Linked DNA regions of Mus musculus: regions 1 and 3 are each linked to region 2. A link is a loop called in an ENCODE intact Hi-C map of the cell type or tissue named here. Cell type or tissue: heart. All regions are shown on one strand. Links, peaks and the distances in the headings refer to the core of each region. The heading gives the core; the rest is flanking DNA.

What was found. A loop is a pair of places that touch in the nucleus more often than their neighbours do. Peaks named below come from ENCODE experiments on the same cell type or tissue, not always from the same donor. Only the 100,000 strongest peaks of a DNase experiment are listed, where the experiment ranks them.
Region 1: it touches region 2 in a loop (4-fold over the local background); 24 of 42 quality-filtered maps call a loop at or near these places.
Region 3: a loop joins it to region 2, with 2.5 times the contacts of the local background. A loop is called at or near these places in 4 of 42 quality-filtered maps.

What each region holds. Positions count from the first base shown.
Region 1 is chr4:59,783,747-59,789,459 of GRCm38, forward strand. It overlaps Inip (INTS3 and NABP interacting protein), which reads right to left and starts at 109. Exons shown (of 5, transcript NM_001013577.1): 1 at 1-109. In heart, for the core only: a CTCF peak has its summit at 3,079 (motif pointing right); no DNase peak of the experiment used is centred there; H3K4me3 peaks cover 755 bases; H3K27ac peaks cover 666 bases.
Region 2 is chr4:59,847,851-59,853,563 of GRCm38, forward strand. All of the region lies in intron 1 of Snx30 (sorting nexin family member 30), which reads left to right. Among named protein-coding and RNA genes, the nearest start is that of Snx30, 45 kb to the left of the region's middle. In heart, for the core only: a CTCF peak has its summit at 2,581 (motif pointing left); a DNase peak (open chromatin) is centred at 2,551; H3K27ac peaks cover 553 bases.
Region 3 is chr4:59,358,316-59,364,028 of GRCm38, forward strand. All of the region lies in intron 10 of Susd1 (sushi domain containing 1), which reads right to left. Among named protein-coding and RNA genes, the nearest start is that of Susd1, 77 kb to the right of the region's middle. In heart, for the core only: a CTCF peak has its summit at 2,578 (motif pointing right); DNase peaks (open chromatin) are centred at 2,576 and 4,826; H3K27ac peaks cover 656 bases.

The sequences.
Region 1 (5,713 bases), core at 195-5,194, 64 kb before region 2:
GAGAAAGCTCGCTGTCCGGTCGCAGCCGTGCAGGGGGGCGCGCCCACGCAGAACCCGGCGAGAGTGCAGCAATGCACCGCGCTACAACCTTCCCGCCGGCACCAACTTCCGCCTCCTGACTGACGGGCCCCCTGGAAGCGGAAGTCCCGCCTATCGACTGGACGCAACGGACGCTACCCCAAGTGATTCGTAGTTTAAGCGTTTCTTCGGCCGGAAAGGGTTTCCCTTCCGAAGAATGACAGTCGAAGAGGCTCACGGGAGATGCAGGCCGTACAATTGGGGGCGGAGCCAAACGCTGATTGGCAGGAATAGAGCAGGGTCCCTAGCACCTAAATTGATTCTTTTTTTTTCCCCTTCAGGTTTGCAGGAGATTAGCTGTCTGTCTGTCTGTCTGTCTGTCTGTCTGTCTGTCTGTCTGTCAGGATTTATTTAACCCTGATGTTAATCCACTTCAGTAGAGCTTCAGAGGGAGGTTGAGCACACTTTCAGGTTTTAACAACCATCCCAGGAATATTTTTGTTGTTTACCGTCTGAGTCAATAATTATACACAAGGTGAGCACTAAATAGGTACAAGTTTTCACTAGTGTGCATAATCTGAATTTTAAAAATGAAAGTGTCGGCTGAGAGCAGTGAGGCATGCTTTTGATCCCAGCACTCTTGGAGGCAGAGACGGATCTCGGATCTCTCGAAGTTTGAGGCCATCCAGGTCTGCATAGCAAACTCCAGGACAGTCAGGATTACACAGAGAAACCCCCGACTCAAAAGCAAACAAACAAAAGAGTGAACGCCACACCAAGATGCTACTGGAAGTTACCCTATGCTGCATAGCCTCACGCTAAATCCAGACGTTTACCTTAAGACGTAAAAGCGTTTGCCAGGCGGTGGTGGCGTGGGGGGGGGGGGGGGGGGGCAGAGCCAGGCATAGCTCTATGAATTCAAGGCCAACCTTCAAAGCGAGTTCCAGGACAGCCAGGGCTACCCAGAGAAACCCTATTTGCAAACAAACAAACAAATAAACAGAAATGCAAAAGACATAAATATGTTTTAAGGTGTATTTGTTCTGTGATTATCAACCACTCTCCACAACTTGCACCTGTGCTCTTAATTAATATTTGGGATGTTGGAGATGTAGCTAAATTGGTAGAGTCCTTGTCTAGGACACAGGAGGCCCTGAATTTGATACCTCACACCACATAAAATTGGGCATGGTAGTGTATACTTCTTAATCCAGCCTTGGGAATTTAGTGGGAAGAGGATCTTTTGTCCAAGGTATGTAGCTTGAACAAGGAACATAGCAAGTTTAAGGTCAGTATTGACTACTTAAACCTTATTTCTAAAATAATAATTGATGTTTGCTAATGTTTACAATGCACAGTCCAGGACTGAAACAGTAAGTTCAATACCAAAGATTTACTTAGTTCACAGAAAAAAAAAATTGTTGCATGTTTTCCACGTGCTAGGTGCTTGCTCTACATTAGTTTATGCCTTCCTGTGATTTGTATATGGGAAGCAGAGGTGTTACTACATTGTATCCAGCAATGAGCTGAGCTAAAACCCCAAAACTCTACCAAATTCTTAACTTCTGAATATTGTCTTTGCCCTAGAATAGCAGTTTTCAACTTGTGTACAGGGATAACATATAAGGTATCCTTCATATCAGATATTTACACTATGATTCATAACAGAAGCAAAATTACAGTTATGAAACAGCAGAGAAAATAATCTTATGTCTGGAGTCACCACAACGTGAGGAACTGCATTAAAGGGTCAAAGTATTAGGGATTCCTCTGGAACCAGCTCATTGTGATTCCCCACCCCACCCCACCCCCGTTGAGACAGGGTTTTGATACACAGAGGCTGTCCTTGAACTCACTTTGTAGCCCAGGCTGCAGATGGGAAAACTCCTGTCTCAACTTCCTGAATGCTGGCACTTACAGGCCTGAGCCTTCACATCCAGTTCCAGTAACTAATGAAAATATAAAGCATGTTGGTAATAAAGTTTGAGTCTCTTCTGTGATCTGCTGGGAAAACACAGCTTTATTCAAGCTTTAAAATCCTAACAAATTCTTTCAGTTAAAAGGTCCTGGTGAGGCCGAGGCTGACTTAAAAAATAAATAAGATCTCTATTCTTAGGAGAATTTTTTTTTTCCTGTTGCGCAAGTAGTCAGTGCAAGAACCAGGGCACAGGAATCTCTTTAATTCCCAAACGGGGGAAATAAAAGGGTTAACAGCTGAAAATGTTTACTCCCCTGATCATGACCTCGTGAATACATACATCTTACTATTATAACTGCCTACACAGTAGTTAAAATAATAACACATTAAAATAGTGGGCATTCTAAAAGAACATTGTTTAAGGAGTGGAAGAAAGTTCCTCTAAAACAATTCGTAGTTCCCTGACCAGTTCAGTATGACTAAAAAGGGGGAACATGATCAGCAGAAAGATAAATTTTACTCATGGCCAATTGTTTTGCCTTTGATTTTTGTGACTAGTAACCCTTGAAATCATTTTGTTTTCTCCTTGAGAGTTCTTGGAACTTCTATAGGCCAGTCAGGGCTGCATAGGGAGACCCTGTCTCAAAAACAAGGGGAGGGAGGTATTGTGAACTTGTATAACCAAAAGGAGCCTGAACCATAGAACCACCCAGGAGACTATTTGTGCATTCTCTTTTCTTTCTCCTTTCTCTTATTATGTCACGCAGGCTATTCTCAAGCACGTGGGCTTAAGTACTACTACTGACTCAGCTTCCAGAGGAGCTAGGCCTAGGATGTATGAACCATTGATTAGAGGTATCTCTTTGTTTGTTTGTTTGTTTTAATTTTATGTGTTTGAATGTACAGGTGGAAACCTGGGTCCTCTGGGAGAGCAGCAAGTGTTTTGTTGTTGTTGTTGTTGTTGTTGTTGTTGCTGTTTGTCTGCTTGGTTGGTTTTTGGGATATTGTTAGCCTTGGAAGAGGATCATCTAGGTAAGAGAAAATGGCCTGATTCCTTTAGAATGAATTATCTTCAAGATATTTTCTCTACAAAGATAGCTAGCAGGTTTGATGAGAGAGAGGGGCAGCGAGGCGGGGGAGGCACTCATCGATCTGTCCGGTAGATGGCAGCAAAGAGCGGAGCACGGGACAGTATGAGAGAACTGACAGTTTTACCAGATAAGGAAAGATGAATAGTTTGGAATTGATGGTGAAGGTATTGGATGTTGGTCGCCTAAGGATTATACCTGTAAGTGGGTACTGGTATCCAAACTTTTTACTCTCTCTCTGCATCCCCATGCCTGGCTGTGTGATAATATGTGGTTGGACTTGAACATCTCCTGCTTTGCATGAAGACAAGGAAAGTAGATACATGGCTATATGCTACTAGCTGCCATGCATCCTCCATTCTTTAATGTGTGATAATTTGTAATTAGACTGAAGCCCGCCTCGTTATTGGCTCTATTGAACCCTGGTGTTTTCCATGGGTTATTTAGAGGGCTTTCTGAACTGCACTAGGTTTCCTGTGGAATGGCTGCGTGATTGCCAACGTATGATTTCCTAACACCTATTTATAATTTGAGTGCCTCTAGAGAACCAAGTTTCCAGTATTTCAGTATTCTCCAAGTGCCAGGAAGGATGCCAGGCAGGTGCGGTGTTGACTAATGTTTAATTTAAGTCCAGTTAAAGTTGGCATGTGGAGCTGGAGATGACCATTAGCCCCAGGGTGCTTGCCTAAGGCTTGAGGCCCTCAGTTCAACGCTCCAGAAGAGAAAGGCTGAAACTCACTCATTCATTCAACAAACATCTAATGACTCACGTGCTGTGTAAGGCACTGGAAAAACACAAGCAAAATGATGTGTCTTGTCTCCGTAAGATACTTTTGCCTGGCATATTGGTAGCACACAGCCTTAATCCCAGCAAAAGCGGGGAATCTCTGAGTGTGAGGCCAGCCTGGAAAGCTTGTTGGCTCTCTCCCAAAGCAAACATGAGGGGGTCGTGCATGAGGGGCCAGCTACTTGCCAGGAGAAGATGCTCCAGAATGAAACCTACCTTGTGGCGTCTTGAGCTTGAACTTTCTAATACCTAGAACTGAGGCACAAGAGTCTGATACCTAAACAATGATATTGTATTATGGTAGCCTCGAGTAAATGCTTTAATATAATATGCAACACATATGTCATAAAAAAAAACTTCAGTGCAACTCCCTTCCTTCCTTCCTTCCTTCCTTCCTTCCTTCCTTCCTTCCTTCCTTCCTTCTTTCCTTCTGAATTCCGTATGTAGTGGAGGAGGACCTTGACTTTACGATCTTTCTGATTTTATCTGCCAGGTCCTGGGATCACAGGTGGGACCACCATACTAGATTTATGTGACACAGGGGTCTCATGCTTGGTAGGTGTACTGACTAGTTTTGTGTCAACTTGACACAGCTGGAGTTAGCACAGAGAAAGGAGCTTCAGTTGAGGAAATGCCTCCATGAGATCCAGCTGTAAGGCATTTTCTCAATTACTGATCAAGGGGGAAAGGCCCCTTGTGGGTGGTGCCATCTCTGGGCTGGTAGTCTTGGGTTCTATAAGAGAGCAGGCTGAGCAAGCCAGGTGAGGCAAGCCAGAAAAGAACATCCCTCCATGGCCTCTGCATCAGCTCCTGCTCCCTGACCTGTTTGAGTTCCAGTCCTGACTTCCTTTGGTGATGAACAGCAGTGTGGAAGTGTAAGCCGAATAAACCCTTTCCTCCCCAACTTGCTTCTTGGTCATGATGTCTGTGCAGGAATAGAAACCCTGACTAAGACAGTAGGCAAGCACTCTACCAACTAAGCTACACCCCAACCTATCATTAAAAAGATTTATTGCATGTGTATTGGTGTTTTGCCTGCATGTCTGCCTGCAGAGGCCAGAAGAGAACATCAAATCCCCTGGAACTGGCATGACAGACAACTGTTAGCAGACATGTAGGTGCTGGAACCCCAACTGTGGTCCTCTGTAGGAACACACAGTGCTCTTAGCCACTGAGCCATCTCTCTAACCCCACACCCTCTCATTTCTGAAACTACACACTGCTTAAAGTTATTTAATTAGAAGTTTCAGTTGTTTCCATACTGGAGCAAATATTTTCTCCAAACTAAAATGATTTAAAAACTACTTAAGATGTATAGTTGTACAAGAGCTGTCCAACTTCCATCATCAATGGGCAATGGCTTTTATAAAAAACAACACATAATTTTATTATTATAATACAAATAGTTATTTTGTTGATAAAAAGACAAACTCTTTTATTATATATACTTAAAATAATTTATAAACTATGTATGTATGTATATATTTATTTTGTTGTGAATTAAATATCAAGATTATCCAGATATGACCAGTAGCAGTTGTCTTCATATCACCTTTCAGTCCTTTTCCAGGCACAGCTTTATATGAGCTTGATTTATGACCTTTAAATATTTAGACAGGTGCTGGAGTCAGAGCTGAGTGGCAGAGTACTTACCTAGCAGGCACAAGGCCCTGGGCTTAATCCCCAGTACTGCCAAAAATAAAGTAAAGTAAATATGTAGAAGTGCAGAATCTAAGCCTGCATCTGTATTCTTGCCCTTGGCTCCCAGAGATCCATATGAACTTAAAAAACAAACAAACCACAAATCCCACCTCTGTCTTCTGTTAATTCCTTATAGCATACAGAAGTCTAAGCTGACATATTTGGTCATCCTCTCTCCCTCCTTTATCCCTCCCTCCTTTT
Region 2 (5,713 bases), core at 504-5,503:
ATCATGGAAACCTGGCCAAAGACTATGGACTGGGGTTTTGATTCTGAAATTCCTTTGAAGGTGTTCTTTTTGTACTGTGCTGATGGATGCATTTTAAAGGGTAGGGTTACTCATAGGAAAGCCAGGGAAACATATTCTGTTTCTAAAAGGCTTTATCAGCCTATCAGTGTGGAAACAGGTGGTCTGTGCGCGCACATACAAGGAAGAGTCTTTGTCACATAGGAAATGGATCAAAATCCAGAGAAGGAAAGTATAAACCTGTTCCCAGACAGTACCACCTTGCACACCGGGCTGAGGGGCCTCAGGACTTGGTGGATGGGTGCAAATGGCCGTGGAGGTTTTGGAGATTATTTGCGATGGGGTTTCTAGGGCAGTGGTGGGGAAAACAGAACCTTTTACACTAGTAAGAGTAAGTGACGTTCAAGAGCTTATACAAGCTAGTTAAGACATACGTGAATAACTCCAGGGTTGAAAAGGATAATGTCTTAAAAATTATCCAGTGTTGTATGACCATTTCCTCTCTGCAGTTTAGAAAATTACAGAGACATTTTATAATTATATGCACTTGCCAGCTTTACTGAAATAATAAACAACTCCCAAAGCCCAAAGCTTGCAACAGACATTAATTTCAGGTCATGTTGTGTTTTCTGGCTGTGAGTCAGCTGTACTCGCTCTTCCCAAATCTTACATTTCTGAAGGAACAGTCCCTTTTGGGGACAAGGTAGGCAGAGAAAAAAACAAGAGACTGTGGGAGACACAAGAATTCCTAACAGTCAGCTTAGATTTGGCCTATGCTACAATCATTCATTTCCCATTGACTAGATCAAGTCACATGACCTAACCCAAAGCCAGTGGTCTAGAGTGTTTTCCTGTAAGAAGCCACTTGGAAACAATAAGAACATGTGATCCTCTCATGGGAAGAGGGGCCAGTCACTTGGGGTGTCCTCAGGAAGAACAGCCAGTGCCCTTAACCACTTAATCAGCTTTTTAAAAAATTAAAAAGAATTATTTATTTACTTTTTGTGTATGAATATCTTGTTTGCATGCATGCCTATTTGGTACCCTAGAACTGGAGTTACAGATGGTTTGGGTCTACCACGTGGGTGCTGGCAATTGAACCAGGGTCCTCTGCAAGAGCGGCAGTGGGCCTTAACCACTGAGCCATCTCTCTGGTCCTTTGACATATTGTTTTTATTTTTTTAAAGATTTATTTATTTTTTATTTATATGAACACACTGCAGCTGTCTTCAGACACACACTAGAAGAGGGCATCAGATCCCATTACTGATGGTTGTGAGCCACCATGTGATTACTGGAAATTGAACTCAGGACCTCTGGAAGAGCAGTCAGTGCTCTTAACCACTAAGCCATCTCTCCAGCCACGACATATTCATTTTTAAAAGTTTATTTAGCAAGGCGGTGGTGGCACATGCCTCTAATTCTAGTGCTTAGGAGGCAGAGGCAAGTGGATCTCTGAGTTTGAGGCCAGCCTTACCTACAGAGCAAGCTCCTGGACAGCCAAGTCTACACAAAGAAACTCTGTTTTGAAAAAACAAACAAACAAACAAACAACTAACACATAAGCCATAAGTTTTAAAATACGGTTTTAACTGTTACTTTATTGTTGGTATATACAATAATTTCCTTTTTTGTCATTTTGGTAGCAGATTAGTGGTTAACCCTCATAAAGTGACTTGGGAGGTTTTCCATGGTTCTATGTGTGCCTTGGAATACTTGACTAAGGCAGGCTTTGGGCTCCCTGGGGCTCAGCTGCAAACCTACTGGCCTAGGTGGTCGTTGTTTTCGGCCATGGGTCTGTCCTTTCTGTCACTGCCCAACTGTGGCTTTCTGGACTTAGAGTATAGTAACTTGTAATATACATATAACTTGTAATCATATAGAGAAATAAGATCTAAATAGTTATATTTTTCTTTCTATATTGGACAGGCCTTGTAAGTTTTACTATGTCTAGTCCATCTTCTAAAATAATCAGAGTTTGTCCCTTTTTCTTGTTTTCAGTATACATTTTAAGCTTTCTCACTTTTAACAAAACGAGAGCATGGAGTAGATGTGACTGGATGTGTTCATGCTGTGGGCTAAAGCCATCTCCTGCATGTCTCTCGCTGCTGTGTGAACTCTCTCCTGGGTGTGTTTTCTTGGGTTAAGTTGATGAGGTAATGCAGGCTTAAGGTTTCTTTTTTCTTTTTAGTTTGTTTACTCATGGCTGATGTGGTTATAACACATGTCTGCTATTGGCCTTGCGTTAGAACAGGTGAATTGGACTGGCTGTTTCTGCTTGATGTTGCTAGAACTATCGTCTTGAGTTTTTTACTTGTAATCACTCGAACAGGACAAGGGTGAGGGGAAGGAAGGCTGGGTCCTGGCGTTCCTGTAGAGGAAAGTTGGCTTGGCTCATCCTAGGGTCTGGGTTCCAGTGGCCTGATCTCCATGGCAGAGCCCACCCCTCTGTGTTTTCAGCTGTGTCTGTTTTGTGTCTGTGAACATGTCTAGAGTTGTCTGCCTGGGTTCATCTGCCCTCAATAATGCACCAAAAACCTTGTGGGCAGGGTGCCCCCTGCTGGTGGTCCTCTGTTATGCTTTGTTCTTGTGCACCTCAGCCAGAAAACTTTCTTTGTCTCATTGTCTTACCTACCCCAACCCCACAACTGCATTTTCAAATTAGGGTGCACATGACAGGGTTGTTTGTGAGCCTCAGTGACAGTAAATAGCCTCAAAAACTGTTAAAGGTGCCTTGTGGTTCCCACTTCAGCTGTGTCCCACTTGTGTCTGGTAGAACATTTTAGAGAGTCTGGCACTTGGGTGACCCTCTCCTGATTTCCAGAGTCATACTGCTTTTCCTATCACCTTTTACCCAGTTCTTTTTGTTGCCTATTCTTTAGATTCTAAGTTAGCGTCTGAGGGTAGGATGGAGAGGAGTAAGCTGCTGTGGGTAACTTACTGAGATGGTCTAGAAGTCTATATTTATAATTGTTGTCTGTCTGTTTGTCTGTCTGTCTATTTTTTTCCTTCCTTCCTTCCTTCCTTCCACCTACCTATTTATTCTTTAAGCCTAGCTTTGCTCTATAATGCAAACTGGCCTTAAACTTGTAGCCCCCTGCCTCTGCCCCCTCAGTGCTGGGTTTACAGGCACCGTCCTCTCTGCCCAGCTTTTATAACAAGTGTGCAACATTTTGTCTTGCTGCTGTAAACACCATGGGTCCTGGTTATTTTCCAGGTTTCATGGTGTTTGCCGTTCTGTTCTGAGTATCTTTGACAAGCAGCTTTTGAGGTTTTTCCTTTTGAGTTGACTCTCCCTAGTGAGTTTAAGTTGAGGTTCACAGCAGAATCATCTGTTTGATCTGTGTAGGACATTCTTTCTTTAGGTGTCCACTGTGCATGTGAATTAGGGCACACAAGGCAGGTACAGGCTGTGTACAGAGTGCTGTCCTTCTCTGCTGTGGGTTGCTGTGAGCTGCTTTGCCAGGCTTTTCTGAAGTGGAGTCATCACATTCTCCAGATTTTCCCAGTGGTGTCATTAGAGAAGCTGGGTTATTTTAGCATGCCTTGTGTTTCACTGCATCCGTATTGGTTCCCGGTAGATGTCATTCTGCCTTTGTAAACCTGTTAACGTAATGAAGAATCCCACCAGAGATTTCTGTTAATTATCTTGCTAACAGATGGCCATAACAGATCTTGAAACTGAAAATCTTTGAACCAGAGGAGTTTGTAAAGCAATGAAGTTCTCTCTGTGTCTTCCTTGGATATGGGGTGATGGGCAGGGGACGGAGGAAGGAATGTTCTTACAGGCGAGAGTTGACATTTTACAGCAGTGAGTATTTTTTTTTTTTCATCAGCAAGCAGTTACCATAGTTCACAAGAATTATTCTAGATAGGCGTTTGCATGATAAAACCAGCAAGAAAATGAATTTGAGGTACCAGCTATGTCTCTACTGTGATTTTTTTTTCTTTTCAGTAACATTGGTGTGCCCATGGTAAACCCTACACCACAGCTTATAATGAAATGTAAAGGTACTTAACAGACAAATCATTATTATTATTTTTTTAAACTGAACAGTGACATGCATCTTGCCATGCTCTCACAGTTCACACACACTCCTCTGGTACTGCCCTGTAAATGTGATTTTGCTGGTATTTCCTCAGATGAAGTGATGAGAGGAGAGCCATACTTGAGCTTTATGAATACATGGCTTGGGTTGAGCCCAGAACGTTTTTATCTAACTATCCCTAGGCCTAGAAGCTTCTAGCCTCTATACAATCTAAACTTCTGCAAGCCTGGACCTTGAAGGCTTCCCCTTCCAGCCTCTGTCTGCTATCGTAGGCCTAGAATGTTTCAGCCTCTGAGACTTACACTGAATAAACTCACCCTTTCTAGCTCTTTCTGAACTCTGGATGGCTGGTCAACTCAGCTATTCTGACTCAAACTCCTCTCCAAGCTGACTGATTCAAAGGCTTCTCTTGACTTCTGACTGAATTGCTCTGCTTGAAAAGACTTGCCTCTGAACTCCATGTGCTGAATTCAACTGCACTCAACTGAACTTCTGTACTTTCCTCTCTCCCTCACTACTTTTAAGTAGCATCTCTTTCTTGTCTGTTCTTGTGTGAGTTGGGTGTATCCTATCTCTGATAAATTCTGTCAAATCTTTCTCTGATTCATCACTTTGTCTGCTCCTCAAGTAGTTGTCATTGTTTGGGATTAAAGGTGTGTACTAAGAGTGTGTCTCTATTGCATTCAGAGGGATCAAGGGTATGTGTTCCAGCCAGAGGGATTAAAGGTGTGCAGCTGTCTGCATTCCAGCCAATTCATAGCTTTGGATGTGATCTCTTGCCAGAGCTGCCATGTTGTTGGATTAAAATTCTTCTGCGCTCCCATATACTGACCCCCTCAGTGCTGCTGTACCCTTATTGCAAATAGGAGAGCTTAAGGTACAGTGTCCCTGCTAGTGGAGGCAAGCTTTTAACATGGCCAGTGTGGCTCAGGTTACCCTTGGAGGTATTCTCAGTTCCCAGGTGTCTATCTGGTACCTTCTGTTGTTCTAAGACTCATTCATCTCTACTTTTCGAGTCCCCCCCCCCCCCCCCAGTACAGCATAGTCTCTGCTTTCATGGAATTCACAGATGAGTAGAGAGTCAGACAGTCAAATCAGTGAATATGCAATAAAGTTCAAATAATGATAATCCTGTGGGAAACAAAGCTGGAGAAGGAGTTGAAGAGTGATGAAAGGATACAGGGTTACTTTTATATTTTACTGGACTGAGATGACCTCTTAAGTGGGTAGCTTCCAGCAGCAGCCTGGATGAAGAGGGTGGGTAGCCACATCAGGATCTGGGACTGGGACACACACTCGGACACACACACACTCGGACACACACACACACACACACACACACACACACACACACACAGAGCGAGCGAGAGAGAGAGAGAGAGAGAGAGAGAGAGAGAACATATAGTACAAAGGTCTGAGGTACAGTGAGCAGTGTCAGCCAGAAGGCCAGTGATTGAGAGTAGGAGGAACTCAGGGAGAGAAGTAGTGTGTGGAGGAGGGGAGGGGGCGGGTCAGTAATGCCTGCTCTATGGAAGTGAGTTTAGACTTGTGTAATGGGATGGTTTTGAGAATTTAAAGCATGGAAGCGACATATTTGGATTTATATATTTTTAAAACCTTTTTTTAAAAAGCCACGATCTCATTAT
Region 3 (5,713 bases), core at 195-5,194, 490 kb before region 2:
TAAGACACACTATACCGTGCATATTAATAGCATTTTTCAAGGGGGAAATTTTGATTTCTTTCAATTATATGCAAATTAGTAAATCAGACACTTTTAAACCATGGGATTTTTATCCTCTCAAAAAGAATGGGATAAAAATATATGAACTGGGAAGAAAGTATGTCTATAAGAGTATTGCAAGGACAAATAAAATTAAAAAAGAAAGAAGAATAAAATATTCTAGGGAAATTCCCCATCATCTTTGCTACTGGAAGTGCTGTTTATGAGCTCCTGAAGTCTCCGGGTCCCTGGCCACCTCTCCATTCTCTCTTTCTCCACCCACTGGGTCTATCTAATCTAGACTAATGGAGCTGAAAAACCAGACCTGCAAGAATGTCTCACAGGAGACAAAAATCTGGCTCTTAGTTCGGCTTCTTTGGAACCTGGCTTTTCCTTCTTACTGTGGGAGAGGGGCTCTGAGGAATATCAGGCATTTCTTTCCATCCCTCAGCAGTACCCCACAAAGAACCGAGAGCTCTGGGGAGCCTGGGGTGAGGTGGGGCTCTTTTACTTCTTTGTGCTCCCAATGAGGAGAAGGGTGACAATTACAGCTGTCCTGGTCATTTAATTAAGCCATCAGCAGTAAGGAGAAAGCCAAGCAACTGATGGTACCCCAGTGGAACGAAGTGCCATAGGTGTGGCTTCCACTTAGTGATGGTGGGAACTCATTGTTGACTGGACAGGGTCTGGCCTGGAGACTCACTGAGGGAGAATTACCCAGCTACTGGGCATGCCCGGAAGCAACTGTCTTGATTGGGTCAACTGATATGACAAGCTCCACCTTAACTGCATACGGGGCCACTCCACGGGTGGGGTGCCTGCACTGCATAAAATGGAGTCAGAGACCTGAGGACCTCCGTGTGCAGTCGTCCCCCTCTGTGCCGGGCTGTTGGTGTGATGTTCACAGCGGCTTCAAGCCTCTGCTGCCTTGACTTCCCCACAATAATGGACGGCACCCTTCTACTGGAGCTAGAATAGAGCCTTTCTCCCTTACGTTGCTTTTTACCAGAGTGTTTTATCACTGCAACAGCAAAACACATTAATTACATGCTCTTAACGTACATTTGACTTAGGGGGAGGAGTCATTCACCATGTAAGTGTAGCAAAAATACAGAGGCGGTATAACACGTCATTAGGTAAGATTAAGTAATGCTTAGCATTTTACAGACGGAGCGGAGCGTGTCACACACAGACTGGTTTTCCACATGAATTAACCCTTCCAGTGCTATCACAAACGCACGGTGTAAGTATTACCAGTCCTGCATTCACAGCTAAGATAACTAAGGCGTCTGTCTACAGGATAAGTAACTTATTCACACACATCATATTTGAATTTAGACAGACTGGTTCCAGGGGAACGCTGCCAAACCACCTGAAATCAACCACGGGAATCCCAAAAGAAGAAAATTTACAGAAAAGGAAGTAATGTATGAAGTACAGAAGAGAAGGGGGATGGGTCCAGGTGGAAAGATTTGAACCAGTAGGACCCAGAGACGGAAACTCAGCACTTAGAACACAGATATCAGAGTTCTGCTCCATCCAAGGAAAACCATGGTCCCTCGAATCTGAATCTCTCTACATATTCTCCAAAATATTCTTCAGGTCAAATGGAGGAGCAAATAAAATAACATGAGAACAATGTTGCTGGGCTGGGAACACGGCTCAATGAGTGAAGTGTGTACTGGGCCAGCATCACCCTGAGGTCACGTCCCCAGAACCTGGGTAAAAGCCAGGAACAGTAGCTTTTATCTGTAATGCCAGGACTGGGAGGTGGATTCTGAAGGCGGGCTGCTCACTGACACTGGCTCTCATCCTTTTGGACCGCCCCAGGTACCCAAAACAGTGCGCTGTCTCAAAATACAAGGTGAAGAGCAGTGATCAAGACGTCCACACCAACCTGGTCTGTACACGGGCTAAACACGCTTCCTGCCACACACAGGTGCATACACCACACACACACACACACACACACACACACACACACACACACACAGAACACACAGACACACAGAGCTATCATCCTAACTGGAGAGCAGAGAGAACACAGCAATCTTAAAATCACCATTAAACAAACAAACAAACGAACAAACAAACAAAGTATCAAATTCCAGCCACTTTCTCTCAACTTCCTATGAGTGTTTGTGCAGAGAGCTGTGTAGCAGGCAGGGAGCTAGAGACCTTCAGAGAGAGAGAGAGAGAGAGAGAGAGGGAGAGAGAGAGAGAGAAATGCCATTTTCAGTGTGAAAACATGGGGACAGACCAGAGTGACCACAGCCTTGGCTACAGAGAAAAGATAGGTAGGACATATCAAGGCGTTGGGGAGCAGCTGCGGAAGTCACTGTTCCTGGCAAAGAAAAGGCAAAGAAGAAAGAAGCGCATACACTTGGGAGTGTCCTGGGAGTGTAAGTGTCGACAGGAAGAAACTTAGTGCAAGATCCCACGGAGCAGAAAACCCTAAACTAGAACAGAAGATTTCATGCTCAACCAAGTACAAAACAGAAAAGAAATGCTTCTTTACAGCAACTGCACTTCACCCCTTGACGGAAGAGGGCGCTCTGAACCCGGGAATCTCGTTAGCTACCGCGGCGGGCCGTGACTCCATAGACAACCGCAGAGTCCGCTCAAAAACAAGGTTCTATGAACAAAACCTTGCAGCTTAGGCACACTATCGTTTTGGAAATCCACAAATGAGGGGAGGGGAAAAAAACCACAATAAATAATCGTTTGAGGATAGGAAGAAAAATATCTCCAGTCAGAAAATTAACTAAGAACAGAAATGGGCATAAAGCAGAAAGGGACTGAAAGAGAAGTGTCTGAACTCAGAAAAAAAATGAAAGAGAAGGACAAACCGGTGTTAGAAATAAAGGCTGAATTTCTTGATGTCTATGAAAGAATAGATTTGAATAAAATTTAATAAAAATAGTAGAGAAAATGTAACAGTAAAATGAGATTTTTTTTTTTCAAGTCAGGGTCTGACTATATAGTCCTGGCTGGTCTGGAACTCACTATGTAGAGGCTAGCCTCGAACTCACAGACATCTGCCTGCCTCTGCCTCCAAGAGCTGGAATTAAAGGCCTATCCTAAAATGAGATCTATAAAAAAACAAAAGCACAAAAGGTTAAAACTGAAATATAGGCAAACGGTCCAACATATGCATAACCAGGGTGTACCAAGAGGGGGTACGTTGGAGACATAATATTTAAAAGTATAGTTCAAGATAATATTACAAAAATCAAAACACACTTGAATATAAATATTAAAAGGATATTCTAGGTACCTAAGAAGGCTGACTCAGAATAATCTCAAAACTTCTCCAAATACAATTACATTTTAAGGATAAAAGAAGAATTCTCATCCCATCCCCCCGCCCCTGCACGCCCCACTCAAGGAAGTAAACAGAAAGGACAGAGGGCTAAAGGAAGCACTTCTTGGTGAGATGAGAAGGTTAGAAATACACTTCTATAGCTTCATTCCCTGGAAAGAATGTCAGCTGTTGTTTCTTTAATGTTCCTGAATTCTTATCAAGCTTGTGCTACAAACATGCCTAACCCTGCTTAAGAGAAATAAGCATGGTCCTAAGCATCCATGGGAGGGGGTCTTCTGGTCCCTGATTAGAAGCAGCCTAAAGAAAGATATCGATGTTATCCAGATACTGCCAAAAAGAATGATTAAAAAAAAAAATCAAGCTGGGCGTGGTGGCGCACGCCTTTAGTCCCAGCACTTCGAAGGCAGAGGCAGGCGGATTTCTGAGTTCAAGGCCAGCCTGGTCTACAGAGTGAGTTCCAGGATAGCCAGGGCTACAGAGAAACCCTGTCTCAAAGAAGAAAAAAAATCTACCATGTTGAATTAAAGCTATGATTTTTATAATTGCTCTATAAACAGTGAGGTCATTTCTATTACCTAGATATATCCAGATATTTTTCAAATAGCTTAACTTAAAGAAACTATGGAGGTGAAAGGTTCAAAGTTGAGAGTTTTTGGTTATAGTATGAAAATGTTTCTTTGGATAAATTTAGTATCTGGTTACCATGAAAGATTTCAGGCTATCGGTATGCAACTACATTATTCAGAGACAAATTGAGGTCCATCACTGTCTGGGCAGATTCACATTGTTCTCCTGGCTCAGCTCTCCAGGGTCGAAGCTTCCCACTAGAGAGCTAAGCAGCAGCCACCAATCAGAAGCCGATGTTTCTCACCAGTGCCAAAGACCAGTCACCTGGGGACTTGGGTCTCAGGTACAGTCTCTGGTTCAAGCATGCACCAGATCTCAAGTTGAAAGAAGCAGTATTACTGCAATCATACCTAAAAGAGTGACTTAAGTCACTCGCTTAAGCCAGATCTACAGAGAGAGAGAGAGCAGCCATTTCTAATGTGTCTCTTCAGACTCAACCCATGTGCAGAGGCAATATATAAAAACAGCCCTACAAACTTCCTGTGAAGAGCTGTCCAATGATGGGACACCCTGGAATCAGAAATCCCCACGTCATGTCGAGGGCAGAACACACTTGTGAAAATACTGAAGTGGTAAAAATCTTACCCACAATGTCTCACCTCCCTTTCTGACAGGTCTGCTAAACAGATCGCAGAATTCCAATGTTGAAATAAATGAACTCTAAGGATATAACTAAGCCCTGTGAATTGCTTTCCTAATGTAGATACCTGGGATGATACGGATATTTGTATTCAAGCCCCCAGTGTTCAACATCACAAAGGTCATTTCCCTTGCTAAAGTGGGCGAAGGGTGGTGGTCACTTCCTTGCCATAGTCCACAAAAGCAAAGACAATTCACCGCTCATTCAGCCTCAAGGAACAGTAAATACCAGACCCGATGGACAGGAAGCTCCATTCCTTGGGTCACATTTCCTGTTGCACAGAGTTCGTGTGTCACGGGTTACTGAGCAAACACGTTGCAGTATGCTGATCTCTGCAGCCTGCGGTACTTCATGTAGCCCCGGCCTCCAAGAAGTAGGTAATAGGTTATCTGCCCACTGCTGTCTGCGGCTCAGCCTAAGACCAGCTGGATAACCCCATTGTATTTAAATCTTCTCTAAAATGACCACACTCTAATCTGTGCTGAGGGTCATTCTGGGAGTTGCCCACAACAGTAAAGACAATACTTTGCCTATTAATCCTGTGTAATCCCACGTGGCAAGGAAAATTAAGATTTGGTTTCTCACTACAAAAAGTGCATACACTGGCTGGAACCTAATATGATGAAGAGAGTGCCTGAACAGGTTATACAGCGCATGCAGGGTCTCTAAGTCAAGAATGCAGGAATAGAGGAAGTGGGTATTTGATTATTAGGAAAAATGTATCGATCAGATCAAGTTTTAGCACATTAGCATCTTGGATATGAACTATAGAATTATTTTAGCTATCTCTCCTTTTTTTCCTCTCTAACTTCCTTCCTCCCTCCCTTCTCATATCTCTGCCTGCATGGACATTGTAATTGGCCAGGAGTAGCTAAGTTGTGTGTGGCTAAAACAATACTACCCAAGTGGACTGGCAGAATCAGGTGGGTAGACCCTGAGTGAGCACCTGTGCATACTGACTCAGAACTTCTGGGATGGAACCCGTGAACCTGTGCCTAATACCTCTCCTGGTCATCCCACACTTGGTGAGATGGACAGAAATGCACTAATGTCTTGAGCGTTACAGTCTCCTGTGCAAAAGT